Linked DNA regions of Homo sapiens: region 1 is linked to region 2. The links are chromatin loops, found by intact Hi-C in ENCODE. Cell type or tissue: IMR-90. All regions are shown on one strand. Each heading gives the region's core, and the rest is flanking DNA. Links, peaks and the distances in the headings are about the cores only.

Region 1 (16,227 bases), core at 2,814-10,813, 550 kb before region 2:
TCCCATATTTCTTGGAGGTTTTGTTTGTTTTCATTCTTTTTTCTCTATTCTTGTCTGCCTGTCTTATTTCAGAAAGACAGTTTTCAAGCTCTGAGATTCTTTCTGCTGCTTGGTCTACTCAGCTATAGACACTAGTGATTGGATTGTGACGTTCTCACGTTGTGATTCTCAGCTCCATTAGGTGTTTTATGTTCCTCTCTAAACTGGCTATTCTGGTTATCAGCTCCTGTAATGTTTTATCATGATTCTTAGCTTCTTTGCATTGGGTTAGAACATGTTCCTTTAGCTCAGCAAAGTTCGTTATTACCCTCATTCTGAAGGCTACTTCTGTCAATTCAGCCATCTCAGTCTCAGCCCAGTTCTGTGCCCTTGCTGGAGAGGTATTACAATCATTTGGAGAAGAGGCACTCTGGCTTTTTGAGTTTTCAGCATTTTTGCATTGATTCTTTCTTATCTTTGTGGGCTTATCTACCTTCAGTCTTTGAGGTTGCTGACCTTTCAATGGGTTTTTTTGGGGATCTTTTTTGTTTATGTTGTTGTTGCTGCTTTGTTTTTCTTTTAACAGTCAGGCTCCTCTTCTGCAGGGCTGCTGTGGTTTGCTAGTGGTCCACCCCAGACCCTAATCACCTGGGTCCCTTCTGCACCTGGAGGTATCACTATCACCAGCAAAGGGTGCAAAACAGCAAAGATGGCTGCCTGCTCCAAACTGACGCTGGCCCAAACACTCCTGTAAGAGGTGTCTGGGGATCCCTTTGGGAGTTCTCACCCAGTCAGGAGGAATGGGATCAGGGACCTGCCTCAAGAAGCAGTCTGGCTGCCCCTTGGGGGACTGGGTGCACTGCACTGGGGGGATCCCCTTTTGTCCAGACTGCCCAGACTCTCCAGAGCCAGCAGGCAGGAAAGGCTAAGTTGGCTGAACCACAGAGACTGTGGCCACCCTTCCCCTGAGGGGCTCTGTCCCAGAGAGATCAGAGTTCTGTCCATAAAACCCTGGCTGGAGTTGCTGAAATTCTCACAAGGAGGTCCTGCCCAGTGAGGGGGGATGGATCGGGGTCCCACTTAAAGAAGCAGTCTGGCCACAATCTGCCACAGCAGCTGTGCTGCGCAATGGGGAGGAAGTTCTGTTCTATGCTGTTTGTTGAGACTTTATCAGAAATTGATGTTGAAGTTTGTCAAAAATTTTTCTGTATCTACTGAGATGATCATATAGTTTTCTTTTTTAGTTGGTAAATGTCATGAGTTATTGATCAATCTTTAGATATTAAACAAAGCTTACATTCCAGGGATAAACCTCACGTTGTCACAATGATGTATTCTCTTTTTAACATTTGGTGATACTCAATTTGTTAAAATTTTGTTTAAAATTTTGAATCTATGTTTATAGGACATATTAGCCTATAGCTTTCCTCCTCCCTTCTTCTTCTTCTTCTTCCTCCTCTTCCTCTTCCTCTTCTTCTTCTTCTTCTCCTTCTCCTTCTTCTCCTCCTCCTCCTCCTCCTCCTTCTCCTTCTCCTCCTCCTCTTCCTTCTCCTTCTCCTTCTTCTCCTTCTCCTTCTTCTTTTTCCTATTCAATTTTGAAATCAGGGTAATACTGCCCTCATAGAATGAGTTGGGAATTACTTCTTTATTTTCAGTTTTTTTAGAAGAGTTTGAAGTTGAACTGGTAATATTTCTAAGTCACAGCTTAGTTGGGTGCCTGTGGCTCAGGTTTTCACATAAGAATACAGTCAAGGTGTCACAACAATACAGTCAAGGTGTCACCTGTTTCAAAGTTCACTGACATGGCTGTTAGCAAGCCCCAGGTACTTGCTGGCTGCAGGCTGGAAACATCAGTTCCTTGCCAATGGGGGCCTCTTTACAGGACAGCTTATAACACAACAGCTGGCCTCCCACAGAGTGGGAGTTAGTGGGACAATGAGAGAGCTCTAAGGTGGAAGCCACAGTTTTTGTGAACTAATGCCAAAAGCGACATCTCACTAAAAAGCAAGTTAGTAAGTTCACCTCATACTCAAGGAGAGAGGACTTCATAGGAGTGTGACTACAAGGAGGTGGGAATCATCGAAGAACATCTTAGAGGCTATCTACCATAGTTGTTTACAACATTACCTTATCCGTCATATCTACAGAATCTATAGTGATGTCACCTCTCCCATTCCTTATTTGGGTAATTGTATCTTATTTCTTTTTTTTCTGATCACTTTGGCTAGAGGTTGATCAGTTTTACTTATCTTCATAGCTTTTGGCTTTACTGACTTTTTTTTCCTATTGTTTTCTGTTTCCTATTTTATTTTCTAACCTGATCTTTATTATTTCCTTTCTTCTACTTACTTTGGGTCTCATTTGCTCTTTTTTTCTGTTTGTAAGGTGGAAGATGAGGTCATGGATTTGAGACATTTCTTCTTTTCTAATATGGGGTTTAGTTCTCTAGATTTCCCCCTAATACTGCTTTAGTGGCATCCAACAAATCTAGGTTGTATTTTCATTTTAATTCTGGTCAATATTTTCTAGTTTTCCTTTTGATTTCTTTTTTGACCATGGATTAAAGTGTTCTATGTAGTTTCTAAATATTTCAGGATTTTCCAGAGATCTTTCTGTTATTGATTTCCATTTTAATTTCATTGTCAGAAAACATAGTTTATATGACTTGAATCCTTTAATTTTTTTTTTTTTTGAGACAGAGTCTTGCTCTGTTACCCAGGCTGGAGTGCAGTGGCATGATCTCAGCTCACTGCAACCTCTGCCTCCCGGGTTCTCCTGCCTCAGCCTCCCAAGTAGCTGGGACTACAGGTGCATGCCACCACACCCATCTAATTTTTGTATTTTTAGTAGAGATGGGTTTTCACCATGTTGGCCAGGCTGGTCTCAAACTGCTGACCTCTGGTGATCTATCCGCCTCAGCTTCCCAAAGTGCTGGGATCACAGGCATGAGCCACTGCACCCGGCTTGAACCCTTTTAAATTTAATGAGACTTTTTCTATGGCCCAGAATATGATATATCTTGGTAAATGTTCCATGTGTACTTCAAAAGAATATGTATTCTGCTGTTGTTGGGTGAAAGGTAATATAAATGTCAATTGGGTCAAGTTGGTTGATAGTGTTCAAGTTTTCTTTATCTTTACTGGTTTTTGAAATTTTTATAAAAATTCAATATCTGCAACTGGATTTAAACATTTTTGTATTATTTTTATTGTGTTAAAATATTTTTCTTCCTCTCCTTTCTTGCATATACACACACATGAATACTCACACACACAGTCCCAAATTTAGAGACCACAGAATTGTAACGAAATAAAGCATCTGATTGTGATGCTGCATCTTTTAACAAATGTATTGTTCAATAAAACACTTTTGAAACTGGGTTATTTTATCTTTCCTTGTCTGACCTTGTAAGCCACTTAATTGTAAAATGTGTTTTTATTCACAATACCTCTTAATATTTTATTCTTTATGCCAAGTCATGCTCCCACTGCAAACAAAACAGGCAGCAAAATATTTAATAGAGTGAAAGAAATATAAGGGTTTCTAGTATAATGCTGTTTACAGGTGTTCCTGTTTTAACAGGATATATAAATACTTGATAAACCTTGTATTCTGCAAAATTATATGTAAAAATAATAGACTGTGGGGAAAATAGGATGGGGTCATAACACTCAAAACAGTTAACTTTGTAACAAGAGTATTAATAAAATATTAATTATTCCAACTAAAACACTACCACCCAGTAAATGTCCACTAGCATTTGTACCCAGGATCAAAGTCAACTTCTACAGTCTTAAATCTCAAGACACAGGTCCTCAGGGGCATTCATCTCCAGTAGATAACATTGTCAAAAAATTAAAAATCTGCTCTGGATCTGTGCTTTCTTTAACAATCAACTGAAGTTTTTAAACATAAGGCAAATGTCTTCTCCACTTCTTCATCTACTCCTACAGCCTCATCTTGTAGGGAAGACACAAGTTCTTAAGCCATTAAGCCAGACACTACTTGCACCAAGGGAAGGAACTGCCAAGCTTAAAGCTTCCTTTACTAGCTGTGAGAAAGCTTGCCCCTGAATGTTTAAATTATTGATTTGCTGGGGGAAAAGTAACATATGAATCAATGACATAATTTTCTTATTACCAACTGGGTAATACCAATTGAGTATTACTTTGCATTATAGAAACATGTTACAGCTGAAAAGACTGTACTCCATAGTTCTCTAACCTTGAAATGCATGATTTTCCCAGTCACTTTGTTGGCAGCAGCCACCGTTGGGATTTAAATCTCTTTCCTCCCAGGATCACTGGATGCATATTTACTGAGCACCTATTATATCCCAGAGTCTGTTCTAAATGCTGGAGACACAGTGGTGGGCACAAGAGGACAGGCAAAGTCCCTGTGTTCACAGAATTCCATTCTGGTAGGGGATACAGACAATCAACAGGTAAATCAACAAATATGGTAATAGCAGACTATGCTTGCTATAAGGAACATAAAACAGGCTGATAGGATATGGAATGAGATGAGGGGGTGATCATGGGTAGGGATACTACTTTAGATAGGATGATCAGGGAAGGTGTCTCTGAAGAGGTGACACTGGAGCCAAGACCTATAAGATGAGAAGGAACTAGTCATGGGAATATCTGAGGAGGACTTCCAGGCAGAGGGAACAGTACAGGAACAGTAAGTACAAAAGCCTTGAGATGGGAGTCAGCGTAGTGTGCTTGAGGAACAGAATGAAAAGTGGCTGAGGCAGTCTCTGGGGTATACTCTAGTTGGAGTGCCACGTATCACCACCATGCTGAGGCTGACCCAACAACCAATCACTGCTGCTTAACAATTCCACGTCCTCCATGCCTAACATGGCAAAACAGCATCCCAAAATGCAACTGACCAATTCTCATCTGAGTGTCAAATCCACAGGCAATGGAGCACGACATGCTTGGTCACCACACAGGGTAAGGCTGGAGTGGGGCTGGACGAGTTTGGCTGGTTTGAGGAAGTTGTTAATTTCTGATTGTGGGCTCCATCTAGAAGTCAGCTGTGGGCTAAGGAGAGGGCTGGAGCAGGGCTTCTCATGAGGCACCCTGGGACGGCTGTGGTAGGATGAGGGTACAGTGTGGGGGTGGGAGAGATGGGATGGGCCCTGAGGAAGGATGAAATTGCATCCAAGGCAAGGTGCTATAAGTCCCTTCAGAAAAAAGTCACCATTTTGCTTCTTTTGCGAATCCTGGGAGCCATACTTACCCTGATAAGCTGATGACTTTCTAGTCAGCCAGAATTATCTAGCAAATAGCCAGGTAGCAGTGCTTCACTGCTTTTGCAGAAACCCTAACTCACCCAGACTGGTTCTGCTGTGCTGTCCTCAAGTTTTTGTGTTGTTTTGGAATCCTCTACATGGTCTTCATTTTAAATACAGATACCTCATCTTCTCAGAAGGATTGTACCTCCATTATAGAGAGAGACTCTTCATTCTCTTCTTTGGATACCCTTGCAGTAGTTAGCACAATACCGACCTAGATCTTTCCCCTTCTCAACAGGTAGACTATTTCAGAGGGAATGTCTCATGTGGTTTAATCCTGTAGTGGGAGACCAGATAGTGGCTTGTGCTGCCAAAAGATACTAACATTTGGGATTTCATGATTGAGCTATGTGTGATGAGAAACTGGGCTGCTTACCTGTTCTTCCTGCAGTGAATTGTAAAGGCAAGAAAGAAAAGTATCAGCAGAAGTCCACAGCTGAGAAAAGTCCAAACAATACCCAAGAGGACAGGAGATAATGAAGAGATGGTCTTACTGCTGTGGTGGGAAGATGTCTGAGGACAGAATAAGGAGGAGCTGTTAGGAATGAAGGATCTTCTATAGGTCAAAAACAAACTGCCCCATCGTCACCAAGTGCTGGGAAATATGTATCCTGCATGAGCAGTTTCTCCTCCCACTCCTCCCCTTCCTCATCCCCCTTTCCCTCCACCTCCTCCTCCCCAACACCACCACCACCACATACATCTGAGCAGCCCTGGCATCCTGTGGCTGCTCACTTACAATTGTTGTCTTGCAGAGATCATGAAGGGGTCTCCGATCCAGCTCCTGGCCAGGAAAACTGTCACACAATTCAGAGCAGTTTATTTCAGGCTCCATGTCACCACATGCCCCTGTTGGTGTGTGCTTATTCACAGTCTTGGTTACCCACTGGTAGGGATGTAGATCTTTGACTAAGACACAAGAGCAACTCAAATCTTTTCTTCAGAGGCCCCATTTTGGAGCTGGCTGCAGGCTCAGAATCCAGAGTGAACAACCCATTCAGGTAGAAGCAAAGGGTTATTTCGCTAGGCTCCTTCATCAGACATCCTTCAACTGGTGACCCTCCAAAGTCAGACATCCTTCAACTGGTCCCCTGCTGCGAGTGCATGCCATGTGAGTCAAGAGTGGACATCTTAGTAACCATCAGGCTACACAAGGTGATGATTCTGGTTAACCACCAGATGGCAGTCACTGTTCGAGTACCCTCACTCTGGTTCCTGAAGAAAGGAAAGCAATTAAACCTGTTAAACAAAGGCATGTATACACACACACACACACACACACACACACACACACACACACACACACGTAAATGGTTTATTAGAGAGGTTTTAAAATATCATCTATTTTAATTATATAGTTATATTTTATTATACACTTTATTATATATATTACAAAGGTATCAAATATCATATATTTAAATCAACATATTTTAAGCCATTATAGTAAATAATATTTTTAAAACAAAGATAAAGCATATCTAACATTTTCTGCAGTTTCTTTTCAGATCCTGTTTATGGCCCAGTACTGTAAAGACCTTAGCTTAGACTTGTGAGCCACATTTTTCTTTTTTCCATACTGGGAAACCCAGTGCCCTCCCAAGATCTTTCTAGGCAGCTCATGGCTTAAGTTCTGTCTGATCCTGGATGGTGCTGGGCTCAGGTGCCCCATGCTGTCTCCACACATGATCTGTCGGTCACTCTAGCTCTTGTTCTCTCTAGCTCTTGTTCTCTATGTCCAGTCGGCTGGGGTCAAAGAAAGGTACCCAAGCTGCCTGCAAGAGTCTTTGTGTGTTTGTATTTAAACTGTGAGACTAACAGGCGTGAGATAGACTACTCAGGCAATAGGGAAAGAAACTGGGGAGCTCTAGGAACTCCTGCAGAGTGAGTGGCTGGCCAGAGGATGGTGTTATTTCTCTCAGAAGATCCTTGCAATATGAATAATGTGATCTAAAGAGAAGCTCAGCCTTGTGGAACAAAGACAGAAAGGCAAAAAGGCTCAAATTAGCACCAGTAGAAAAGATAGCCATATCCCTAATTCTTTAAAACAATCAATCCCTTAATAGAGAAAATAGATTTGAAATTTTACCAGTGGTAATCTAAAAGAGGCTGCCACTTCTGCTTTGTATTTTTTAAACAGCTTAGCACAGTTTTCTTTGATTGTGGAGGAAAATTGGACAAGGCAAAAATATCCATTACTATTATCTCAATAGCCACTGAACACAGGGCCCATGTTTAAGCCAGAACAACAGTGACAGGTGGAGAGTGCCATCTTTGGAGTCTGTGTGCTTAGGCACAAATAATATAGCACCAGGTGCTGACCATTCATTGGCCTCTCATATGTTCCTGAATTATTTACCAGGTTTATTACAATGAAATCCCAAGAGAACTAAAAGCCACTATCTCCCATCAAGGCATTTAAATTATTGCATATTCTAGTCAGATTATTGAATGCAAAATTAAGAAGCAAATATAAAAACCTATTTGCATTCTAATTTAGTTGAGATTTTAATTGCTAGAAAGATATTTTTTCTTTTCTTTTTTTTTAAAGTTAGAGATTTCCTATTGTGCCTTCTAGCACAGAACCATACTGCAACCACAGGGAGGATTATTACAACATGATGGATTAGAAGAAAATGTATTTTTCCTATATTGCCCTTTTAATCATAGTGGCAAATAAGTACACTTATATTTGAACCATTATTCATTCAATGTTTATATATTATTATATCATTTGGAAGAAGTGTATATGTATATGTATGGGTGTATATATACATAAAACCTCATTTTGTCCTCACTACAGTGTTTTGTGATGTAAACACCATTCCTCATTTTCAAATAAGTAAACTGAAAAGCAGAGAAGAAGAAAACCCTGCTCCAAATCTGCAGAGGCAAGAATCCCAGGAGTTTACATTCCAAGGTCAATGTCATCCCAGTATACACTCCACATGGTGCAGACACTCTGGACTAACTTCTTCCAAGAAGATACCAAGGGGCCTCTTGGGTTTCTTCAGCTTTAGTTCCCAGAGGTGCACTTCTGTGGGCTCCCTAGAGCTTGGCATGCCATAGTGCCTCTTTACCAGTAGTTCTCAACTATGCAATTTTGCACCTTTAGGGGACATTTGGCAATTCTGGAGACATCTGTGGTTGTCAAAATTAAGAGAAGGATGCTATTCACATCTAGTAGGTAGATGCCAAGGATGCTGCTAAACATACTATAATTCACAGGATGGTCTGAACAACAAAGAATTATCTGGCCCCAAATGTCAACAGTGCTAAGGTTAAGAAACCCTGGTCAACACTGTGCACCCCAGGTGGGCTGACAATCTTAAACTTAAATTATCTTTGAGGGATTCTGTAAATATGATGGGGTTGTCCATCTGAGCCTAAAGTCCTGGGGGATGCAACTCTGACTTGGAATAAATTTCTGAGCACATTCTAGAGGTACCCTTGGATAAGCTAAACTCACTGGCTTGGAACCCTGAATGCTAGGCCCCTCTTCAGTCCATGGATATCCAGTGTAGAAACTTTATATACCGTGATATTGGGCTCCTACATGGGACAGGCATTAAACTGCAAACTTGGCACACATTCAGAGAGATTCACACAAGAGGAGCTGATGAAACAATGAAGGGCTCAATCATTGAAAGGAAAGAGTTGAATGGTTTCAAAAAGTGTTTAGTGATTGGGAAAGTGGGTGGGGAGTTATCAGAGAGGGTAATGGTAAGACTTCTGACCACAAGATATATACAGAATCGAAGGCACAAAGGGAAGGGTCTTCCAGGCCCCTCCAAAAGCTACCTTCCCCCTGTACCCTCACAACTAAGTCTCTAGGGAGAAACTGTTTATGTCATAGACAGTAGTAGACCCAAGGCCATGTGTGGTAGTGTTTGCAATTTATTTGACAGAGATTACAGAATCCTTCCCAGTGATTAGGATCAGGAAAACAGACACTATCCCCAAGCAAGATGGTCATTTGCAAGTTCACCCCTCTGTACAGGCCCATATCTTTCTCACAAAATCTCTATTCTTCTATACGTAATTTATGACCAGTCATACAAATACTGTCTTTTAACAAGTTGTTTTGGTTGTTTTGCAGTTGGTAGAACTTCTGCTTCTGTCTGTGAAGAATTAACTGCTGTGCAAATTGCTTTTTTCTGTGAACAAGTTGAAAACCAGACAAAACACATGAAAGAATCATTTTCAGGCATTGTACAACAGATGCCACACAACTGGGCTTCCTAAGAGATACTGCCTGGAGGTCATTTCCAGGTCACAGCACGTGGAGGGAAAACCAATCAGAACCTAGAATTCTACCTGAGGTAAGGGGGAATGGATTGGAATTTAAGGATGTTGAGGTGGTTAGAATTTGTGGGACAGAGTAATGAAGAAGAGGGAGATACAGAGAGTGGGGAGAGCACTTTGGAAATCTGCAGAGGATCCCCCCCAGTCTTCTCCTAAGTATGATTTGGATATGAGCTGGAAGAAACTACTTGGAGTTGAAGAAAAAAACACTGATAGGCAATAGCTGAGTAATTCCTGGAGCTCACACAGGGCTGAGACTACCCTGTGTTTCCATCAGCCAGTGTGGAGAGACCCCAAAATACACAGGACATTGGATAAAATCCTCAGAAAAGCCACATCTTAGTAGTAAAAACAAATTAACTCTAAACTAGATGTTACTCTGGATATACCCTAAAGGAAAGTCTCAAATGGATCAAAGTGATCTGTAAAAACTCAACTGCATTCCAGAACACAACTCAATGCTCTTAAAAGGAATATAACAACATCCAGTGCTCAACAATGTAAAATTCAAAATAATCACCAGGCATTCAAAGAAATGAAAAAATATGACCTATACCCATAAAGTTTTAAAAAATAGATAAATAATATCAGACACAGAAATAACAGAAATGATATAACTATCACACAAGAACCTTAAAACAACTATTATAAATATGCTCTAGGATATAAAGCAAAATATGAACAAAATGAGGAGAGAATTGAAAGATAAAAAGGAGATCTAAATAGAACTTCTAGAGATAACAATATAATATCTGAAATAAAAATGTAACAGATCAGACATTGCAAAAAGAAACATTGGTTAACTTAAAAACATAGCAATAGAAATTATCCAAAAATCTGACCTCATTTAAAATTGCTTCACACTCCCTCTGGCTTTTGTAAATGTTCTTTCTCTGATCTGCCTTTTCCTCCATTGTCCTCAACAGCTTTTATTTTTATTTATTTTTTTTTTTTGAGACAGAGTCTCACTCTGTTGTCCAGGCTGGAGTGTAGTGGCAGGATCTCAGCTCACTGCAACCTCTGCCTCCCAGCTTCAAGCGATTCCCCTGCCTCAGCCTCCCTAGTAGCTGGAATTACAGGCACCTGCCACCATACCCAGCTAATTTTTGTATTTTTAGTAGAGACAGGGTTTCACCATGTTGGCCAGGCTTGTCTCAAACTCCTGATCTCAAGTGATGCACCCGCCTCGGCCCCCCAAAGTGCTGGGATTACAAGTATGAGCCACCATGCCCAGCATGTCCTCAACACCTTTTAATGTGTTATTTAATTTATATATGTATTGGTGTCCACCGATTATTGACTTCCCCCATTAGAACACAAATTCTGTGAAAGTAAGGATCTTAATTTTGTATACCAGTGTATTTTCAGGTGCATAAACAGAAAATGATTGATAAGAATGATATATGGCGGCGGATCAAGATGGCGAAATAGAAGGCTCCACTGATCATTCCCTCTGCAAGGACACCAAGTTAACAGCTGTCTACACAGAAAAAAACACCTTCATAAGAACCAGAAATCAGAGCAGAAAGGCAAACTAGATCAAACTCAGCTGAAATGTGCAAACGGAGGGAGGATTTAAAACAGCCCTAGCCAGAGAAGAATCACCAATCCCAGTGGTCTAAACTTGAGTGCCTGTAAACCTCACCAGTGAAGGCCACAGTGCTCTTTGTCTCCAAGTAAACTTCAAAAGCAGTCTAGGCCATAAGGACTGCAACTCTTAGGTGAGTCCTGGTGCTGAACTAGGCCCAGAGACAGCAGACTGGGAGTGCATGCAACCTACTGAGACACCAGCTGGGGCAGCCAAGAGAGTATTGGCATCACCCCTCCCCTTACCCCAGGCTACACAGCTTACAGCTCCAAAAGAGACCCCTTCCTTCCACTTGAGAATAGGAGAGGGAGAAGTGGGGAGACCATTGTCTTGCGTCTAGGATACCAGCGCAGCCACAGCAGGATAGGGCACTGGTCAGAGTCATGAGGCCTCCATTCTAGGCCCTAGAAACCAGGTGACATTACTAGACACACCCTGGGCCAGAGGGAACCCACTGCATTGAAGGAAAGGACCCAGCCCTGCCGGCATTTATCACCTGCTAAGTGAAGAGCCCTTGGTTCTGAATAACCAGCAGCAATAACCAGGGACTATGTTGAGGGCCTTGGGTGAGCCTCTGAGACTTCCTGGCTTCAGGTAGAACTCAGTACATTACCAGCTGTGGTGGCTGCAGGACAAAACTTCTGCTTGATAAAAGCAGAAGGAAATGTAAAAGGGACTTTGTCTTGCACCTTAGGTACCACCACAGATACAGGGGGTTAGAATACCAAGAGGGCTCTTGGAGTCCCTGATTACAGGACTTGACCCTTGGGCAGCATTTCTGGACCTTCCCTGGGCCAGAGGGGAGCCCACTGTCCTGAAGGGTGAGTCTCAGGCTAGGTAACATTCAGGACAAGCTGATTTAAGAGAACTTGGGCCTTAAGGGAACATCAGCAGTAGTCTGGCAGTCCTCCTCATGGGCTGGGTTGGCAGTGGCCAACATGGCGAAACCCTGTCTCTACTAAAGGCAGTTCCTCTGCCTTTGGAAAGGGGAGAGAAGAGTGGGAAGGACTGTGTCTTGTGGTCTGAGGGCCAGCTCAGCCACAGTATAATAGAATACCAGGTAGACTTCTAAGGTTTTGGACTCTAGTCCTTGACTCCTGGACCTACCTGGGGCATAGGGGAAGGACAAAGCCTTTCCTCTAAAATCTGGAACACAACAAGGATGCCCACTGCCATCACTGTTATTCAACATACTACTGGAAGTCCTAGCTAGAGCAATTAGATAAGAGAAAGATATAAAAAGCATCCAAATTGAAAAGGAATAACTCAAATGATCATTGTTTGCAGACAATATGATCTTATATTTGGAAAAACCTAAAGACTCCACAAGAAAAATGATTAGAACTGATAAATTCAATAAAACTGCAGGATACGAAATCAACACACATTTACCCAAATAAACATGAATCATTCTAGTATGTTCATTACAGCATTATTCACAATAACAAAGACATAGAATCAACCTAAATGCCCATCAATGGTAGACTGGATAAAGATAAAAAAATAAAGTTCTTGTAATACACAAGAACTTCACAATGCAATCACAAGTATCCATAGGATGGACCAAGCAGTGGAAAGAATTTCAGAGCTTGAACACTATCTTTCTGCATATAGACAGGCAGACAAGAATACAGAAACAAATAAAAAGAGAAGGAATGAACAAAACCTCAGAGAAATATGAGATTATGTAAAGAGACCAAACCTATGACTTGACTGGGGTACCTGAAAGAGAGGGGCAGAATGGAACTGAGTTGGAAAACATGCATCAGGATAGCATACAGGAAAACTTCTCCAAGCTAGCAAGATGGGCCAAAGTTCAAATTCAGGAAATGCCGAGAACCCCAGTAAGATACTCCACAAGAAGATCAACTCCAAGATACATAATCATCAGATTCTCCAAGGTGAAAATGAAAAAAAAAATGCTAAGGGTAGCCAGAGAGAAAGTCCAGGTCACCTACAAAGGGAAGCCCAACAGAAAACAGTGGACTCCTCAGCAGAAACTCTACAAGCCAGAAGAGACTGGAAACCAATATTCAACATTCTTAAAGAAAAATATTTCCAATCCAGAATTTCACATCGGGCCAAACTAAGCTTCATAAGTGAAGGAGAAATAAGATCCTTTTCAGACAAGCAAATGCTGAGGGAATTTGTCACAACCAGGCTGCCCTGCAAGCACTCCTGAAGGAAGCACTAAATATGGAAAGGAAAAACTGTTACCAGCTACTACAAAAACATACTAAAGTACACAGACCAGTGACACTATGAAGCAACCACAAAAACAAGTCAGCAAAATAACCAGCTAGCATCATGATGACAGGATCAAATTCATACATAACAATACTAACCTTAAATATAAATGGGCTAAATGCCCCCAATTAAAAGTCACAGAATGGCAAGCTGGATAAACAGCCAAGGGCCATCAGTATGCTGTCTTCAAGACACCCACCTCAAGTGCAAAGACACACATAGGCTCAAAATAAGGGAATGGAGAAAAATTTATGAAGCAAATGGAAAACAGAAAAAAGCAAGGGTTGCAGTCCTAGTTTCTGACAAAACACACTTTACACCAACAAAGATAAAAAAAAGACAAAGAAGGGCATTCCATAATGGTAAAGCGTTCAATTCAACAAGCAGAGCTAACTATCCTAAATATATATGCACCCAATACAGGAGCACCCAGATTCATAAAGCAAGTTCTTAGAGACCTACAAAGAGACTTAGACTCCCACACAATAATAGTGAAATACTTTGACACTCCACTGAAAATATTAGACATATCACTGAGACAGAAAATTAACAAAGATATTCAGGACCTGAACTAAGCTCTGGATCAAGAGGACCTGATAGATATCTACAGAACTCTCCACCCAAAAACAACAGAATATACATTCTTCTCATCACCACATGGCACTTTTTCAGCAAAGGCAAAAGTATTGAAATCATAACAGTCTTTCTGACCACAGCACAATCAAATTAGAACTCAAGATTAAGAAATTCACTCAAAACCACACAACTACATGGAAATTGAACAACCTGCTCCTGAATGACTCCTGGGTAAATAACAAAATTAAGGCAGAAATCAAGAAATTCCTTGAAACTAATGAGAACAAAGAGACAACATACCAGAATCTCTGGGGTGCAGCTGAAGCAGTGTTAAGAGGAAAATTTATAGCACTAAATGCCCACATCAAAAAGCTAGAAAGATCTCAAGTTAACAACCTAATATCACAACTAAAAGAATGACAGAACCAAAAGCAAACAAATTTCAAAGCTAGAAGAAGACAAGACATAACCAAGATCAGATCAGAGTTGAAATGAAAATATAGACACAAAAAACCTTTCAAAAAAATCAATGAATCCAGGAGCTGTTTTATTTAAAATTAATAAAAAGATAGGCAACTAACTAGACTAATAAAGAACAAAAGAGAGAAGAATCAAACAGACACAATCAGAAATGTTAAGTGGGATATCATCACTGATCCCACAGAAATACAAACAACCATCAGAGAATACTACACACACCTGTATGCACATAAACTAGAGAATCTAGAAGAAATGGATAAATTCCTGGACACATACACCTTCTCAAGACTGAAGCAGAAAGAAATTGAATCCCTGAATACACCAATGACACGTTCTGAAATTGAGGCAGTAACAAATAGCCTAACAACCAAAAAAAGCCCAAGATCAGACAGATTCACAGCTGAATTCTACCAGCGGTACAAAGAAAAGCTGGTACCATTTCTACTGAAACTTTTCCAAAAAATTGAAAAGGAAGGACTTCTCCCTAACTCATTCTTGAGGCCAGTATCATCCTCATACCAAACCTGGCAGAGATACAACAACAAAAAAAGAAAATTTCAGGCCAATATCCTTGATGAACATTGAGGCAAAAATCCTCAATAAAATACTGGCAAACCAAATCCAGCAGCACATCAAAAAGCGTATCCACTACGATCAAGTTGGCTTCATCCCTGAGATTCAAGTTTGGTTCAACATATGCAAATCAATAAATGTGATTCATCACATAAACAGAATAAAAGACAAAAACCACATGATTATCTCAATAGGCCCAGAAAAGGCCTTCGATAAAATTCAACATCCCTTCATGTTAAAAGCTCTCAATAAACTAGGTATTGAAGGAACATACTTCAAAATAATAAGAGCCATCTATGACAGTCCCACAGCCAGTATCATACTGAATGGGCAAAAGTTGGAAGCATTCCCTTGAAAACTGGCACAAGACAAGGATGCCCTATCTCACTATTTCTATCCAACATAGTATTAGAAGTTCTGGCCAGGGCAATCAGGCAAGAGAAAGAAATAAATGGTATTCAAATAGGAAGAGAAGAAGTCAAATTATCTTTGTTTGCAGATGACACGATCCTATATCTAGAAAACCCCATTGTCTCAGCCCAAAAGCTTCTTAAGCTGATAAGCAACTTCAGCAAAGACTAAGGATATAAACATCAATGTGCAAAAATTGCTAGCATTCCTATACACCAACAACAGGCAAGCAGAGAGCCAAATTGTGAATGAACTCCCATTCGTAATTGCTACAAAAAGAATAAAATACCTAGGAATACAGCTAATAAGGGAAGTGAAGGACCTCTTCAAGGAGAACTACAAACCACTGCTCAAAGAAATCAGAGAAGACACAAACAAACGGAAAAACATTTCATCCTCATGGATAGGAAGAATCAATATCATGAAAATGGCCATATTGCCCAAAGTAATTTATAGATTCAATGCTATTCCCATTAAATTACCATTGACATTCTTCACAGAATTAGAAGAAAATCATTTTAAAATTCATATGGAACCAAAAAAGAGCCCTAATAGCCAAGGCAATATTAAGCAAAAAGAACAAAGCTTGAGGCATCACACTACCCAACTTCAAACTATAGTACAAGGCTACAGTAACCCAAATAGCATGGTAGTTGTAGAGAAGCAGACACATAAACCAATGAAACAAAATAGCTCAGAAATCAGACCACATACCTACCACCATCTGACTGTTGACAAGCTTGACAAAAACAAGCAATAGGGAAAGGAT
Region 2 (16,227 bases), core at 2,735-10,734:
TAACATCCAAACTTACTCTATTCACTAGGCTTTACATGGTCTAGCCCCTGGCTACCTACATCTGCTAGTCTACTCTCTAACCATATTGACATTCTCTGTGTTTCTCAAATAAGCCAGCCTTTTTCCTGCCTTAGATCTTTGCCCTAGTGGTATACTTCGCACTTGTCCCTGTTATTTCATTCTCAGCTTCAGTACCACCTCACAGAAGTCAGTCTTCTCCTTTCTCTAAAGGAATCGCTTCCACTATCATATTTTTGTTTTATTTTCTTCATAGAAAAATTATTTGAAATGAACTTGTTTATTTCTTATTTGATTGTTTATGTCTATCAACCCCTCAAAAGACTGTAAGCTCCTTGGGGGCATATAGAATTAATTCTGGCAAGTAGTAGGGTCTCAATAAATGTTGAATGGATAGATGGACAGAATTGGCACTAGGGAGAACATAGCCTTTTCTCCACCAGGGCTCATCATTTTGTTCCTGCCTGAATGGCAAGTCAGTTAATTATGTTCTTAATCAGTTAATTACGTTCATTTGTGGAACATGTTACCTAGGGCTGTGTCTCCAGGACCATCAGTAGGGGATGCTGGGATATAGCTTCTAGGGCATAGCCAATGAGATGTTTAGAGGCTTTAATTCTAGTAGCCATTAGCTTTAGTGTTTTTAGAAAAGGGAATTAAGTGAGTACTTTGTCTAGGGCTGCAGTGTTCAATAAGGTAGCTTGGTTGCTAGCATGCACTTGAAATGTATCTAGTCCAAATTGAGGTAGGCCATAAATATATAATATATGCTGAATTTTGAAGACCCAGCATGAGAAGAAAGAATGTAACATATCTTAATTTTTTATATAGAATATACATTGAAAAGAATAGCATAGAATCAATTGAATTAAAGAAATATAATGTTAAAAATAATTTTACCTTTTTTTTTTTACTTCTTTTAATATGACTGAACATGTAAGTCTACATAAACGGCTCACATTTGTAGCTTAAATTCTATTTCTATTGGACAGCACTGGTCTAGGGCATCTTCTTCAGGTGCTAGAGTTACACGAATAACGTTATGTATTGTACTTAATGATTATTTGCATTTTTCCTCATATACAAGTTTTTTACCTGAATGCTGTGCCCACCCTCCTCTCCTCCCCCACCCTCTACCTGAAAGGTAGGTTTTACTTTGTTTGTAGGCTCTTTGTTCTTGGGAACGAATGGATTTTGTTTCTGGTTTATTTTTTCCCAGTGGGGAGGTGGGTTGGGGATGGTTGGGGTAATGTGTTTTGTTTGTTGCTTTTTTCTTGAAGTAGGATAGAATGGAAGGAAACTGCAGTAATGGCGATAAGGAACTGAAGTTTTTAATTACTGAGACCAATAGTGTGACATTGACGAAGCTCTGACTTCTGGGTAACTGAGGAACCTGAGCATCCTGTGAAGCTATGCCAGAGATGGAGGAGCTAAGAGCCAGTCCTAAATCAGAGGAGAGTTGGAAGTCCAATGTGTTGATCTAGATGCATGTATTAATAGATATTGTATGTTAAATTGCTCATATGTTTATTACTTATCCTCTCCCGCCCCACTAGAATGTACACTCCATGAGAGCAGAAGCTTTATCTTTCTTGCTCCCTGTAGTATTCTGGCTCAATGCCTGGCACATAGTCATTAATACCTATTTGTTGAATGAATAAACAATTAAGTGGCAACTTCTTCAGGCCATGAGTAAACTATGGACCTTATATAAAGGGCTGCTATTTTCCATTTCTGTCGTTATTTCTATACCTAATATCTGTGATGCTATTTTGTATTAATTTTTTTGTCCAGAACTTCCTGTTTGGAATGCTTACGGATGGTAAGTGCTGATCTGTGTAGCAAAGGGCATTTTCCCAGCACCTGGTGAAGCCCCTTAACCAAAAATACATCTAGCCCAAGACTTGCACATTAATTTGTTCACTTAGTCTACCTTAAGATCACTCTTTAAAGAGGACATTTGTAAAGAACAAAGATTATGCTGTTTGTTTTGTTCTTAAATCTAGGAGTTTTATTTTCATAAAAAATGGTGGTTCTGTGGTTGCCTTCATGATATCAAAGACCCAGGTTCCTTTTATCTTTATGCTTAGCCTGCTTTGGCAAATGCTTGTTGCTTCATAATGCCTGATCCACCCTCACCTTCAGGTAGAAAGAAAGGAGGGTATTGGGGGATACATGTGCATGCCAGCTGAATCAGTATTCCCCCACTTTTTTTGTGTGTGTGGTGAAATTCACTTGACATAAAATTAACCATTTTAAAGTGAACGATTCAGTGGCAATTAGTATATTCATGGTATTATGTAACCCCCACCTCTATTCAGTTGCAAAACACTTTTATCACCCCAAAAGAAAACCCAGTATCTGTAAAACATTTACTCCTAATTCTCCCTTTCCCCCAACCCTTGGCAACCACCAGTCTTCTTTCTGTCTCTGTGGATTTACTTTTAATGAATATTCCATATAAATGGGGTCATATGGTATGTGATCTTTTATGTCTGGCTTTTTCACTTAACATGTTTTTAAGGTTTTTACATGTTGCAGCATGTATCAGTATTTTGTTCCTTTTTATGGCTAAGTAGTATCCCATTATATGTATATACCACAATTTGTTTATCCATTCAGCTATTGATGAATTTAGGTTGTTTCTATATTTTGGCTATTGTGGATAGCGCTGCTATGAATGTTTCTATAAGTATTTGTTTGAGTACCTGTTTTCAATTTTGGGGAGTATATACCTAGGAATTGCTGGGTCATATGTTCTGTGTTTCTGTGCTATTTCTTTTTGAAGTAATACTTCTTCCTGTACTATCTGCAGTAATTACTGTTATCCAATGGAGAGTAGTACAAGATGTCTCTTGTGGGATGTGGGAGTCAACAGAGAATACCAGAACTCTAGGGTCTGTGATCAGAGATTTCCTGGCAATAACTACAAAGGAGAGATTAATAGGAAATATGCATATATGCATATGAGGTAAGAATTCAGGAATTCCAGACAAACCCCCCCCAGGAAGGAATTAGGTTATCTAAGTCACCCTTTACATTTTTCCCCGGGATTCAGTCTCTGAGTCATACTGGATTCATCCTAGCCTTCTAGTGCCTTAATCTGGAACTGTGATCTGTATGCTCCAATTCTCTGTAATAGTCAAGCCTTCAAGTACAGGATCAGCAGTGGGCTGATAGCTTCATTTGGTTAAGCATGGAGGTGAGGCCCTTCTGTTTGAACATGCTTGGAACGGTACCTATATCAGGGGTGGTAGTGATGGCAGTTGTTAGCATTGAGAGGATGGATCCAGAGCGAAATTGCCTCTCACAGTATTTGTGCAGTATGGAGTCAGCGTTAATCAGCCCTATTCTACCAGCTTCAAAAACCGGAGGCTGGCAGCTTTTCATTTCAGGGTAGTGAGCTACCTGGGAGGTCTCAAGAATGATTCTGACAATGTTCCAAGGGAATCTTTCCTGCTGCTATGTGCCTGTGTGCAGGTATTATGTGTATGTAGGAGGGTGGAAAAAAGGCAAGACAGGGTGGGCCTTTATGTTTAGTGTGTGGGTGGGGAGGACCTACCGTGTGGTATATGTCAGTCACATTTCACATTTCTTACAGGCCTTAACTTCTAGTAAATTTAGTGATAATTTCTTTGCTGCTTTTTTCACTGAGACTCATTAAGCTATAAAATTATCACAATGTTACGGGCATCTGTGTCCATGTTTCCAACATCATTTAGGCATCTGGCTGCTTCCTACTGATGTAGCCTTCTTACCCCTCTCACCTCCTCCCCTGCCCCTACCAACAGTTGGGAACAAAACACTCACCAAGCAAAGAACTAACTGAAAGAATATGACAGTGGCTGCTTTTCCCTCCTACGCTACTATTTCTCAAAAAGTATTTTGGGCCAGTTTGGGAATTCTTAACTATGTCCTCGCTGCCCTCCCCTTATTTGACTCACAGATGTCTTTCCACACCACCTCCCCATCCCCCAAAATGAGCTTGGTAAGTCCCTTTCTAAAGTTGCCTTTCTCCTTGAGTGATACTCTACCTAGGCTACACCTTGGATCCTCCCTTGATTTTCTTCCCTCCTCTTTCCTGCATCCTCTTCTCCGCCATATCACTTCTGGAGCAAGCCTCTTAAACCTACTTCCTATGGTGAACATGAGTGGTTTTCATTTACTTCCCCACAGTTTTTATTCCTTCCCCACTCTCCATCCATGTGATTCAGCTGGGATTGACACCCATCATAGTGACTGGATATGGGTTCCAGGACAATCAAGTTACCTAAGGGTTTTTGTTGAAATGGAAAAAAAAAAAAAAAGCCACTCTTTTTTTCTACAAGGATTGCTAAGACAGAGACTAGAGGTGGAGAGAGACAGATTTCCAATCATGACACTTGAGCTCCTAAATTCTGCCACACTTGTAGCCATTCTTACCCTTACAATGATTTTCTGTTATGTGAATCAATACATTTTATTTTATTCTTGGGCCAATTTGAGATGGGTTTTTATCCCTTGCAATTAAAAGAACTGACCAAGACAAGACCTGTCAGCCTACTGTTATCTCCACTTCTATAGTTCCCTCTGGGCCCTATTCAATTGGAGACAGCATTTTGCCCATATCCTTAACCTTCTCAACCCCTGCCACTGACTCACTTCAGTATTAAAATTCCATACATACACTAGGGCTTTTTAGTCTATCAAGAGGCTTTCCTGTCTAATTCGATTTTTACATAAAGCTTTGAGGAAGATAGAGGAGGCATTTTTATCCCTTTTCTTCTGCTGAGGAAACAAGTTGAAAGAAGTTTATGCTGATTTACCCATTTCAAGCTATTTGTAGTCACTGCTGGGACTCAAACCTGATTTTCTTAACTGCAGATCTAGAGTTTCTCTTCTTTTCTTTTCCTTTCCTTTCTTTTCCTTCTCTTTCTTTTTTGTTTTTTTGAGATGTGGTCTCACTATGTTGGCCAGGTTGGCCTTGAACTGCTGGCCTCAAGCAATCCTCCCACCTCAGCCTCCCAAAGTGCTAGGATTACAGGCCTGAGCCATTGGACCTGGTCTTAGAGTTCTTTTTTTTATAAATTGTGTTGCCTCCCCTGGGTAGAAACACAGCTCTAATGTAAACTTACACTGTCTTCTCCCATGGAAACCTTTTTTTAACACCTGTAAGGCCCTGTGGGACAGAAGGCCTTTGTTTCACTATTTCTTTGAGATTGCTGTCCTCCATTTTTCAATATTTGAATAACATTTCATCTGTGTGTACCATCTACTACAGTCTTTGTTTCTGTTGTAGGTTCCTTCTCAAGGACTTATCCTAGTTTAAAAATACGACTTTTGCCCAAATTTCATTTGGGTCCTACTGCCCGTTGGAGAACCCTTTGGCTTCTTCGATCCTTCAACAACCCAAGACCTCCCACAAAGCCAGTCAAATCATTCATCATTTCTACTCTTCCTGATCTGCTTCTTATGATCCCACTCCTGGGCTGGGAAGTGCAACAGCAAAGAGACTAACGCATGCACTTTTGGCCTTGCTGCCTATTTTCATCTGGGCCCTTTCTGCTGTGCAGATCTCTAGGTGGCTACATTCTTATAGTAGCTGCTTCTCAACCTTTGCCAATCTGTTCATGGTCTTGCTTTCTCTATTTGATGTCTGAAACCAGTTTGCCTTCATAGAACTTCTATAATAAACATTACTGTTTGCCTACTTAGCATCTATTGCTTCCTTCCTTATAATATCTGATTTTTATTAAGGGATCCCCTTACCAAGGAAGTACATGTGTTTTAAGAGAAGCTAATGCTATAGTCATATCCACAGCTGGTCCTGATTGAGCCAAGGGTAATTACAGTAGTAATTGGGGCTGTTCCTAAATATTCTGGTTCTCCTTGGTACATAGTAGAATTGTATTTCCCAGCTTGTTGAAGTTAGGAGTGACCATATGACTTGCTTTGGCCAGTAAAATGTGAATAGAAATGATATATGTCACTTCTACGCAAACGCCTTTAAAAGCCAGTGTGTGATTCACCAGACCCCCTTCCCTCTGCTACAATGATTGCTAAAGCCTGTGTCAAGGTGAAGCCTCCATTAGCCTCTGTCCTAGGGTGACTATAATGGTAGAGCGCCCCCTGCTGACCCACACTGGCATGTAGTGAGAGCAATAAAATTTTAGCTGTATTAAATAGCCACTGAGATTTGGGGGTTGACTGCCATTGCAGTTTAAGTCCTAACCGAAATAGTAATCACATCCTCTAACCTGTACCTGGGTCAGGAACCTAGCCTAAACCAAGGAATAGGTTGAAAAAAAGCTTGTGACTCAGTTGGTACACTGAGATGAGAAGGGAGATTTGCTGGGGCTTTGATGAAAGAAGTAAGTTACTTTTAAGAAAGTAACTTTATGAAAGTAATTCATCAGAAGAGATGAATCCTCTCTTTCTCTGCATGTTGTGTGTAAACGTGAATCCTGGAGTTATTGTAGTCATCTTGCTACCTGCCTGAGGATAAAGCCAATGCAGGGGGAGAGCAGTACCAAAAGAATCACAGAGAAATGAAGCCAAAGCCCTCATTGAATCACAACCAATCATTACTCTACTTCTGGACTTTTTCATTTAGGAGAACCAATACATTTCCTTTACTGTTTAAGTCTTTTGAGTTTTCTGTTACCTGCCTCCAAAAGCATCTTAACAGTTGCAACTTCCTTTCTCGGTTCTTATTTCCACTTCCCACTCTTCCATTTAGTCTAAAAGAAATAATAACTAATAATGGCATTTGTTTAGAGAAGACTTACTCTGTAGCTGGCACTATGCTAAGTGCTTTTCAGAAGGAGATTATCATTCCATTTCAGAGTAGCAAAATGTGTGAGCTCTTTGAGAGCAAGATATATGTATTTTTAAATTTGTAGTTTTTGTAGAGATGAGGTGTTGCTAGGGCTGGTCTCGAACTCCTGGCCTCAAGCAGTCCTCCCACCTCGGCCTCCCAAGGTGTTGGGATTACAGGCATGAGCCACCATGCCCTACTTGTAAGAATCTTTTCTCATTTGTACATATTTGTTTTCACTGCAATTATGATATAGTACAGAGCCAGTACTGAGCAAATATTAACTGAACAAATATAAATTGACCTTTATCCTTAAAGGGCTTACTGTATTGTTGTATATTCAAGTGTTAGAAACCTGCAAGATTCAAGACCAATACAAGACAGTATATGCTGTTACTCAGTTGAAGATCCAAAGGGCATGGTACTAATAGTAAAGGCTATGAAAGAAAGATATTGTCATTATCATGATTGCCTGAAGGTTGGGAGCAAAAACTTTTTGGAAAAGGTCAAATTTGATCAAAAAAGAAGGATCAGAATTGAATAGTACAGCAGGTTGGGGAGTGGATATCCCCTAAAGTCAGGGCAATAACAGAAGCAATAAATAGCATGGTGTCAAAAAGGAACTTGGTGCATTGAAGAGTGTGCAGTATATCTAACTGAAGTGCTCAATGTTAGACCTTTTATTCCATTTTTCTAATCATAAGAGACAATAGAAAGCCATTTGCCTTTGAATTGCTTGAGGTAGGCTTGATATAAAAGAGGTATTGTGGCCACTACTCTGACTATATGCTCAAACCCCTTGCACACAGTAGTTAATGATGTTTGTAAACTTCAAATGCATCCATCCATGTACCATTTCTCCCCAGAGAGAGTAGAAGTTTCCAAGGGCTTGTGTGCCAAGCATTCTGCTTCTTTCCTGGCTCTCTTAATTCAATGCTAGACACATACTGGTGCACAGTAGTCCCTCAGTTAAGTACTAACTAAATTGATTTAAATTATCTGGTTTGGGGAAAGAAGTTATGTGCCTAGTGAGCCTGGTTTCTCAGCACATTAACACTTCATCAAACCTCTGTCAGATCAGATTCTCAATAGGATATCTTAAATACATGCTATTAAAATACCTAAATAGAAGTTCCATCTGTTTGAATAGACTGAGCCTGATGAATCAGCCAGAGAGGTGGGAGGCTGATCCAGCCAGACATGAACCTATCGGGTGGGGAACAGGCAGCTAGCTCTCCCTCCTTTTGCTACCCCGCTAGTGCTCACATTAGAATGTACAGATTTATGAAGTGAAAACATGATCAACCAGTTAGCAAAACGCAAAGACTGGAGCAAGCCGTAGGGCATTGTTTGTAGGCTCGCTAACAGATGTCCGGCTGGAACCCCTCTTCCCAGCTGTAGATCACACTGAAGCCCTTGTTAGAGTAGGAGAAAGAGGAGCCCTGGGACCTGCCCTTTTCACAAATCCTGGGCCACTGGAGTCTACATTTTGTTTTCATGCCATTGTAAAAAAAAATTTAAAAAGACACAAAAAAACAGGACTTATTTTGGAAACTGTCACCAGTGAAGTCACCAAGGACTTAAAGACATAAAATATAAAGATGGAAAAATGTCGAGGAAGCTGCATCCCTTCATATTTGCCCAGCAAAATTTTGCACGAACATCCATCCTTAATGAGAGTCATCAAGCCCAAATTTCCAAATGGTCTTGGCTGCCAGAATTCTAGTTACAATCAGCTTCTCCCCATTCCCATTTTCCCTTAAATACCCTGGTTGTGGGTTGCATTTTTCGATGCTGTGATTAAAGAAGGAAAATGATTTCAGGGTCACTCTTCACACCAAAATACATGTTTCAAAATGTTCTTTTCTAAACTTTGCTCCGATTGGTAGCACTTAGTACACAAGGCCTTGCACACAATAGGTGCTCAGTAAATAATTTGTTCAATTAAACTGAATCAGACTTCATTCTTCTAAACTAAGAAAAAAATTGAGTGTGCTTTCTTATTAGCACCACTGGCCTGATTTCTCTTCTACCGTGCTGTCTGTCAACTTGCCTTTCCATGTCTGTAGCCTTAACCCAGCCCCTAACACAAAGACATGCAAACACAGTCCCACACTATCCCATTCAAGTGTTTCTATTGCTCCTTTATGGGTCTGCTTATGGTATTTACTTTGTTAAATGAGAGAGGAAGTGAAAAGAATAATGTCTAAGAGTCAAAAGACCTGGATTCTCCTCCCACTTTTGTCATTACTTTGGATCTTAGGTAAGTGACTATGCGCTCAGATTCCTCATCTCTGAAGTAATAATAATAATATATATGCCTGACCTACCTCCCAGGATTGTTGTGAATATCAAATGAGCTAATATATGTGAAAACCCTTTGAGAACAGAAAAGGCTTTTTAAAGAACTGTTCTTATAAGAACCTCACCCAGTTCATGTACCCAGTAAAGCATCAAGAAGGTCTTCCATACCGTGTTTCCCTGGGAAATGGGTTCCTTCTCACCTCCTTTCTCCAGGAAATGCTAACTGGCTGACCTCCTGGGACACATTTACTCTGATGAATACACTGAGGTCTAGGGTTGGGCCCTCAGCTTTACAGCATCAGAAACTGGATCTTGACAGAGCCTCTGAGTTGATCAGACTAAGAGATGCTGACTCATACTAATCCACAAGAGACTGATATATAACCAGAATGCCAGTTTATTAATTTACAGTGGGAAACATTTGGCCTGATCTGTCCCTTTTCTCCCTACAGGCCAGTTGCATGGGAAGAGAGATCATCTGAAAGTTGCTCAATGAACAAGGAACTTTGACAAAGAGAGTTATATTATTCAAATGTTTGATAACATAGGGCTCTGCTCAACTGGAGCCTCTGTCTCCTCAACAGGAATCTGCTCCAGATGATCTAGATGTTTCAGGCACTGTGGCGGAAGCCCCCATTCCTGAACAATGCACACAAGAGCCAGTGTACCATGTGTGCCCTTTTCCCCACATTCCCTCTGTTGACCAACACATTGCTCTTTATATATATTAATCCTTTTGAGACTTCTTGCAGTGCACCTGTGGTTCCCAAAGCCAGTCTGCTGACCAGGAAGAAGCCGGTTGCCACAAAAGCACCTGGGATACATGTAAAGAAATAACGGGCTTGTATAGCTCTACTGGAAATTCTAATAATTAGGTCTGTGGAGGAGTCTAGGAATCTGAATGTTTACAGGCATCCCAAGTGACTCTGATCATCAGCCAGGTTGGGGAACCACTGATATAAAAGTCTTATTGGCTAATAATCTATTCTACCACTTTAAGACGACTTTGCATATTCTGATCAGATCCATTACAGACTGATTGTATAGATTAACTCTCAGAACAAAATATTATTTCCTAGTTCTCAAAGGCCAATCGCTGTTGTATCCTTGAGCTTGCTTCCTTCATTCTTTCTTTCCTTCCCTCTTTCCTTCTTTTCCTTCCTCCCCCCACCCCTCTCCCTTACATAAATATTTATAAATACATAATGCATAAGGAAGCTTACCAAGAGGAGGCTGTAGCAGTTGACACTCCAAGAGCCAAAACCAAAAGCTGCTGTTAGGTGATAATAGACTTGGAGGATTAGGATATATAAGCCTGGTGCACAGACCGCTCTAAGGCCAGCCAGTAATACCAAGGCCTGACATTGAACAATCTTGAGATAATTTCTCTGTGGTAAGCAACCCTGGGCCTTGGCATACTTCCTGAGCTGATGTCCTGTAGGAAACAACATTATGCTCCCAAGTGACCTTGAGGGAAACTCCAAGAACCATGTTTCCGTCCCGCTCATGACAAAGCAGACAGCCGTCTTTCCTCTCAAATATGGCTCCCATGTCGCTAGCACCTGGCAGTGCCTTGCTTCCAGCAGAGCACCAAAATCAGGACAGCAAAGTGAGAGTCAAATCTAAGGAGGGGTGCCAATGTGTGATGGGCATCTCTTTATACCAGGTTCTGTGTTCCCATACTATATATCCTATGCACCACAAAAATCACTGAAACAGGTTTCGGTATCTCCATTTTCTAGATGAAGAAATTGAGGCTCAAAGGGACTAAGTAACTTGCTAAATAAAGGTCATGCCAGCAGTTAAGTGGTGGAATTGGGATTTGAATCCAAGCTCACTCCGTTCCAAATTCTATGTTCTTTCCATAATCCCATGCTGCTGAGTAAACAGGGAGGTTGGAAGTGGGAGTTTTGAACATAAGCTTCATTTGCTATTCATACTAATTTATAGATAATTTTTATAATTTCTCTATACAGAATGACATATATAAATACATTTTTTTTCAAATATTCCATAACAACTATCACATTCCTACATATAAAATATACTAGCATCTAAATCTGCATTTGGTTAATCCTGATTCTTTTCTCAGGGGGAAAAAGGCGGCTATAATTAGGGATAGGATTGGGAGTCAGGATATCTAGTTTATAGTCCTGGCTCTGCCTTTCACTCACTGTGTACATTAGGAAATTCCTTTTTTCTTCCTGAGCCTCATTTTCATCATCTGTCAAAGGAAGGGTTGGATTAGATCTTTTACATGCTAGGATTCTAAAAATCTAGTAACACTGTTACCATGTTTCTTAATTGTTTTAGATCAAAGCACAGAAATTGAACAGTAGAAAAAGAAATCTGAACACATATATTAGAAGGCTATTTAATAATAACTAATTTTATTGAGCACTGTTTGTATGCCAGGGACTGTACTAACTAGTTTGTATTACTTATTTTGATTACTTCTTATCACATCAACTCTATTCTTATTTATCCATCTCTTAGGAATAGAGAGGTAAGTAATTTGCCCAAGATCACATGGCTGGTAAGAGGAGAAGCCAATGCTGAAATCCAAGCACAAGCCTAGGGCCAGCTCCTAAATATAGTCCTAGCTTCCACTCTTGCTTTACAGCTCCCACTCTGATGACTGTGTAGGACATTTATGAAAGTTGCATTTGGATTATCTGATCTTGGGACATGAGGAAAAAAGGACAGCACATATCAGCCCATGTAAGGGAATTTCCTAGAGACTATTGTTATGATTATCTCCCTTGGGAAAGGGAGCTGTAAAAGTTATATAGAATATGTTCAGGTTCAGAGAGTCAACTGCATCAGAGAAAACATTATACTGGTCAACAGGCCCTGGACATAAAATTACTTCTATTCCTTAATATTATTAGTAAGCTTTGTTTTCCTAACACCAAGGTCATAAAAGTTAGGCCCCAGTTTCTCTGCCTGGGTTTAAGTAGGAGGAAATAAATCAAGAAGGAGAAGAACTTTTCTTGCTCTTACTGATCCTGTGGAGGTAAAGGCAAGTGGGAGGAAGGAATGGTTGCTGGCAGGTAGATCAAGAACTATCAAAGGCTGAGTCCTGTACAGATGGGGATGCTGTATTTGATATCCACCCTATTCAAATGATGCCTTGATAGCCACCTATTGCTTCTGATCTCCCTGGACAGGGAAGTTGGGTGGCAAGGCTGAGCCATGGTCTAGGATGAACTATAAAAACATTACGAACCATTTCTATCCCCAAAGGATAATACCTGGACAAAACTACAAGAATGTCCACTCTTGGGACCAGGGATGGAATAGAGATAGAGCTACCAGCAATGTCACTACTTCTTTCTGTTTTCTTCCTTGCTCACTACCCACATTAAGTAGGACTCTTTTTCTTTTTTGTGTGCTTTGTATTGCATGTCATGCAGGTGGGTTGGAGAGAAGTGAAAAAGGCTGTCTATAAATTGCTGTAGCTAATTTAGAAGTCATTTTGCATCGTGTACCCAAGCCTACACTTTCAATAATGTCAGAAAAGTTTGCTTTACTTTTGCAATGCATCGATAGGTTAAAAGGCATTTTTATTAAACCTACAGGTGACACAAAGCTGGAAAGTATACCTATAGCTACAGAGCTAAATCAGAATTCAAAATTGTCTAGACAGTCTGGAGTTTCTTGTCTAACTCAATAAGATGGAATATATCAGAAATAATTGCAGAATTCTATATTTAGGGTAAAAAGCAAACCATCATATAAGTTCAGGATGGAGATGATTACCCAAAGAGCATTTGTTCATATGAAAGGACTGGGGACTTTAATTATCCACAAGTTGAATATTTTCCAACATTATGATGTGTGTGCTGGAAAAAAACAACCCAGTCTTTGACTGCATGAAGGGAAGTGAAGGAGAGATTATAGGAAGCCCTGGTCCTAGTGCAGTGGGCTGTGGTCAGACCACACTGAAGTACTGGGTTCTCTGGTAGGTACCACAATTCTTGAGGGATTTTGACCAACTTGAAGAAAAGTAATGGGTTGGTAAGGGTCAGGAAGTCAGGAATAGTTGACATAAATGATCACATTTAGCCTAGAGAAGAAAAAAAAGTCAACCAAAGGAATACCATATCCTTGTCTGCAAATATTTAAAAGGCTCTTGTGTGACAGGCAGAATAAATTTGTTCTGCCCTGTCAAGATGTAGAGATAAAGAGCAGAAGTTAAAGAAGGCAGATTTCAGTACAACATAAGTAAGAGCTTTTCAATACCTGAGCCGTTGTCCTAAAGAGAGAGCTCCTAGCAACTAGAGGTACTACAGCTATGGCTACCTTGAAGGAGAGAGGTGAAGTGCGAAGAAGACGCCACTGTCTGTTTTGCCAGGACTGGATTCATTGCTCTTATTTCACTGATATTTCATATATATTCTTGGGCCTCAACTTGGAAGCCATCAATTTTGGCTGAAGAACCAGGCCTGAGGATTCATAGCCCATGACTTTCTGAGCAGGGACTACCACTTCGGAATGCCTGAGCTTATAATACAGCCCCTTCCTTAGGAATTATCTGAACAGTGAAACTCACTCTCTTGTACTTATCCATTTGCTTAATAACAGAAGGGCTCACTTTGCTTCTTGAGCATATATTAGGCACTTATTTTTTTTTAATTTTTATTTATTTTTTTGAGACAGAGTTTCACTCACTCTGTCACCCAGGCTGGAGTGCAGTGAGTGATGTGATTTCTGCTCACTGCAACCTTTGTCTACCAGGTTCAAGCAATTCTCCTGCCTCAGCCTCCTGAGTAGCTGGGATTACAGGCATACACCACTACACCGGCTAATTTTTGTATTTTTAGAAGAGGTGGGGTTTCACCCTGTTAGCCAGGCTGATCTCAAACTCCTGACCCCAAGTGACTCGCCCACCTTGGCCTCCCAAAGTGCTGAGATTACAGGCATGAGCCACCATGACTGGCCATGTATTGTTTCTGCTATAGAAATATTTTATTACTCCATAGACTGTACTTTTATTTCTTTGAATTTCATTTGTTAATATTTAGACACTTTTTTCTGCTTTTAAACACGATGAGCAGACCTTTGATAATATAATAATTTTAATAATAATTAGAATTGTTACATGAAAAGAAATGAAAGTTTCTGCTCTGAGGCTTGGCTGTGCTGTTAACAATAGTGCCAGGAAGCCAGGCGCGGTAGCTATGCCTGTAAACCCAGCACTTTGGGAGGCCAAGGCAGGCAGATTATGAGGTCAGGAGTTCAAGATCAGCCTGGCCAGCATGGTGAAACCCTGTCTCTGCTAAAATTACAAAAAAAAAAAAAAAAATTATCCGGGCATGGTGGCGTGTGCCTGTACTCCCAGCTACTTGGGAGACTGAAACAGGAAAATCGCTTGAACCCAGGAGGCGGAGGTTGCGTTGAGCTGAGATCACGCCACTGCACTCCAGCCTGGTGACAGAGCGAGACTCCATCTCAAAAAAACAAAAAACAAAAAACAAACAAACAATAATGCCAGGAGACATCACCCTGCAAGGTACATCTATTCAGCCCCTAAGAGAGTCACTATCATGCCCCAACCCATCTTTATCCTACTAGGAAAGGCAGGTAGTCTCATTCTTAAAATCCATCATCCAGGAGCTTAGGAGAAATAAAATCTGAATTTCTTTTCAGGAGATGTAAGAGATTGGAAAAACTTGTCCTTTTGTTTTTCACACACTACTCAACACAACACTTCTGACACTGGATGGGTGAATTATTTTCCCCATACACCAAATAATTTTCCACTGGACATGGGCGGGGGGGTCCTAAAATTCAGTTCTGACACATCTACCTAGAGTTAGAGTCAGATCTCACAGGTTGAGGGCTCAGCCTCTCAAGACTCCCTCTCACTTTAGATGCCAACTGCAAGTCCCAGGTTGCAGCCTGTACTCCTGACTGACTGGCTATAAATTAGGGTTCCCATAACCCCCCTCCTCAGGTTTTATTAATTTGTTAAAGTGGCTCACAAAATTCACGGAAACATATTTACCCATTTATTGTAAAGGGTTTTATAAAGGATACAGAAGAACAGTCAGATGGAGAGATACCTAGGGCAAGGCATGTGGGAAGAGGTGCAGGGCTTGGCAGACCACCCTCCAGGCACCTTTACGTAGTCAGCTCTCCAGTGGCTCCCTGAACCCACTTCCCTTGGGTTTTTATGGAGGCTTCATTACGTAGGCATGATTGATGGTATCACTGGCCATTGGTGATTAACTCAACTGTTAGCCCCTCTCCCCTCCTGGGAGGTTGAATGGTGGAACTAAATGTTCCAACCCTCTAATTACAGGATTGGTTCCCCTGGCAAACCAATAGAGATGGGGTTTTGCCATGCTGCCCAGTCTGGTCTCAAACTCCTGAGCTCAAGCGATCCTCCCGTCCCAGCTTCCCAAAGTGCTGGGATTATAGGCATGAGCCACTGTGCTCGGCCATCTTCTCATTTTTATAACAGTCCAATTCCCTAAGATAAACCCATGGTTAAGTTTCTAGTTTCAATATCTTACAACCAAATAAATGTAGTAGTTAAGAGTTCTGACTTTAATGTCAGATAGACCAGGGTTGATATACAGAGTACCCACTGAGAAGTTACTTACTTTCTTTAGCTTCCTTATATGTAAATTCACATACTTCTAAAGAGGATTAAGTGAGATAAAATACGTAATGTGCTTAGCACAGTGCCAGGCCCAGAGTCAGTGCTCAGGAAATGTTAGAGCTCATTAATATGTATTATAATCAAATAAAATATGAGAAGACTGAAAATAGAAAGAAGAAAAAAAATCACCCATAGTTCCACCACCTGAACTGATTTTTAACTATTTTCATTTTGTCTTTTATCTGTGTGTAAGAGAAAGAAATGTTATATATAATTCTGAGAGGCAGTCCTGGTAGCTAGAATGCCCTTTGTTTGCCAAGTCTTCATAGGTGGTGGGGATAAAATCTGGAGGTGGAAGCTGGGGTGTATGAGTGCAGAACTGCTCTGCATAATGAAGGAAAAGGCAAATGAGATTCCCTAAGGGAGAAATAGTTTAATCTCTAGGTTAGATCTTTTAAGCACTCCCTAAAGACAGAGAAGGAAGCCATTAAATGTTCTG

The links. Hi-C counts contacts between places; a loop is a spot of excess contacts. Peaks named below come from ENCODE experiments on the same cell type or tissue, not always from the same donor. Only the 100,000 strongest peaks of a DNase experiment are listed, where the experiment ranks them.
Region 1: a loop joins it to region 2, with 6 times the contacts of the local background. A loop is called at or near these places in 50 of 110 quality-filtered maps.

What each region holds. Positions count from the first base shown.
Region 1 is chr3:120,237,983-120,254,209 of GRCh38, forward strand. It overlaps GPR156 (G protein-coupled receptor 156), which reads right to left. Exons shown (of 10, transcript NM_153002.3): 2 at 6,021-6,496; 3 at 5,658-5,794. The coding sequence starts at 6,116. Among named protein-coding and RNA genes, the nearest start is that of GPR156, 39 kb to the right of the region's middle. RefSeq lists an enhancer at 4,730-5,929. In IMR-90, for the core only: a CTCF peak has its summit at 6,460 (motif pointing right); a DNase peak (open chromatin) is centred at 6,459; H3K27me3 peaks cover 945 bases.
Region 2 is chr3:120,789,113-120,805,339 of GRCh38, forward strand. No RefSeq gene overlaps it. Among named protein-coding and RNA genes, the nearest start is that of LINC02049, 39 kb to the right of the region's middle. RefSeq lists an enhancer at 5,950-6,244. In IMR-90, for the core only: CTCF peaks have their summits at 3,107 and 6,121 (motif pointing left); DNase peaks (open chromatin) are centred at 3,079 and 6,109; H3K27ac peaks cover 229 bases.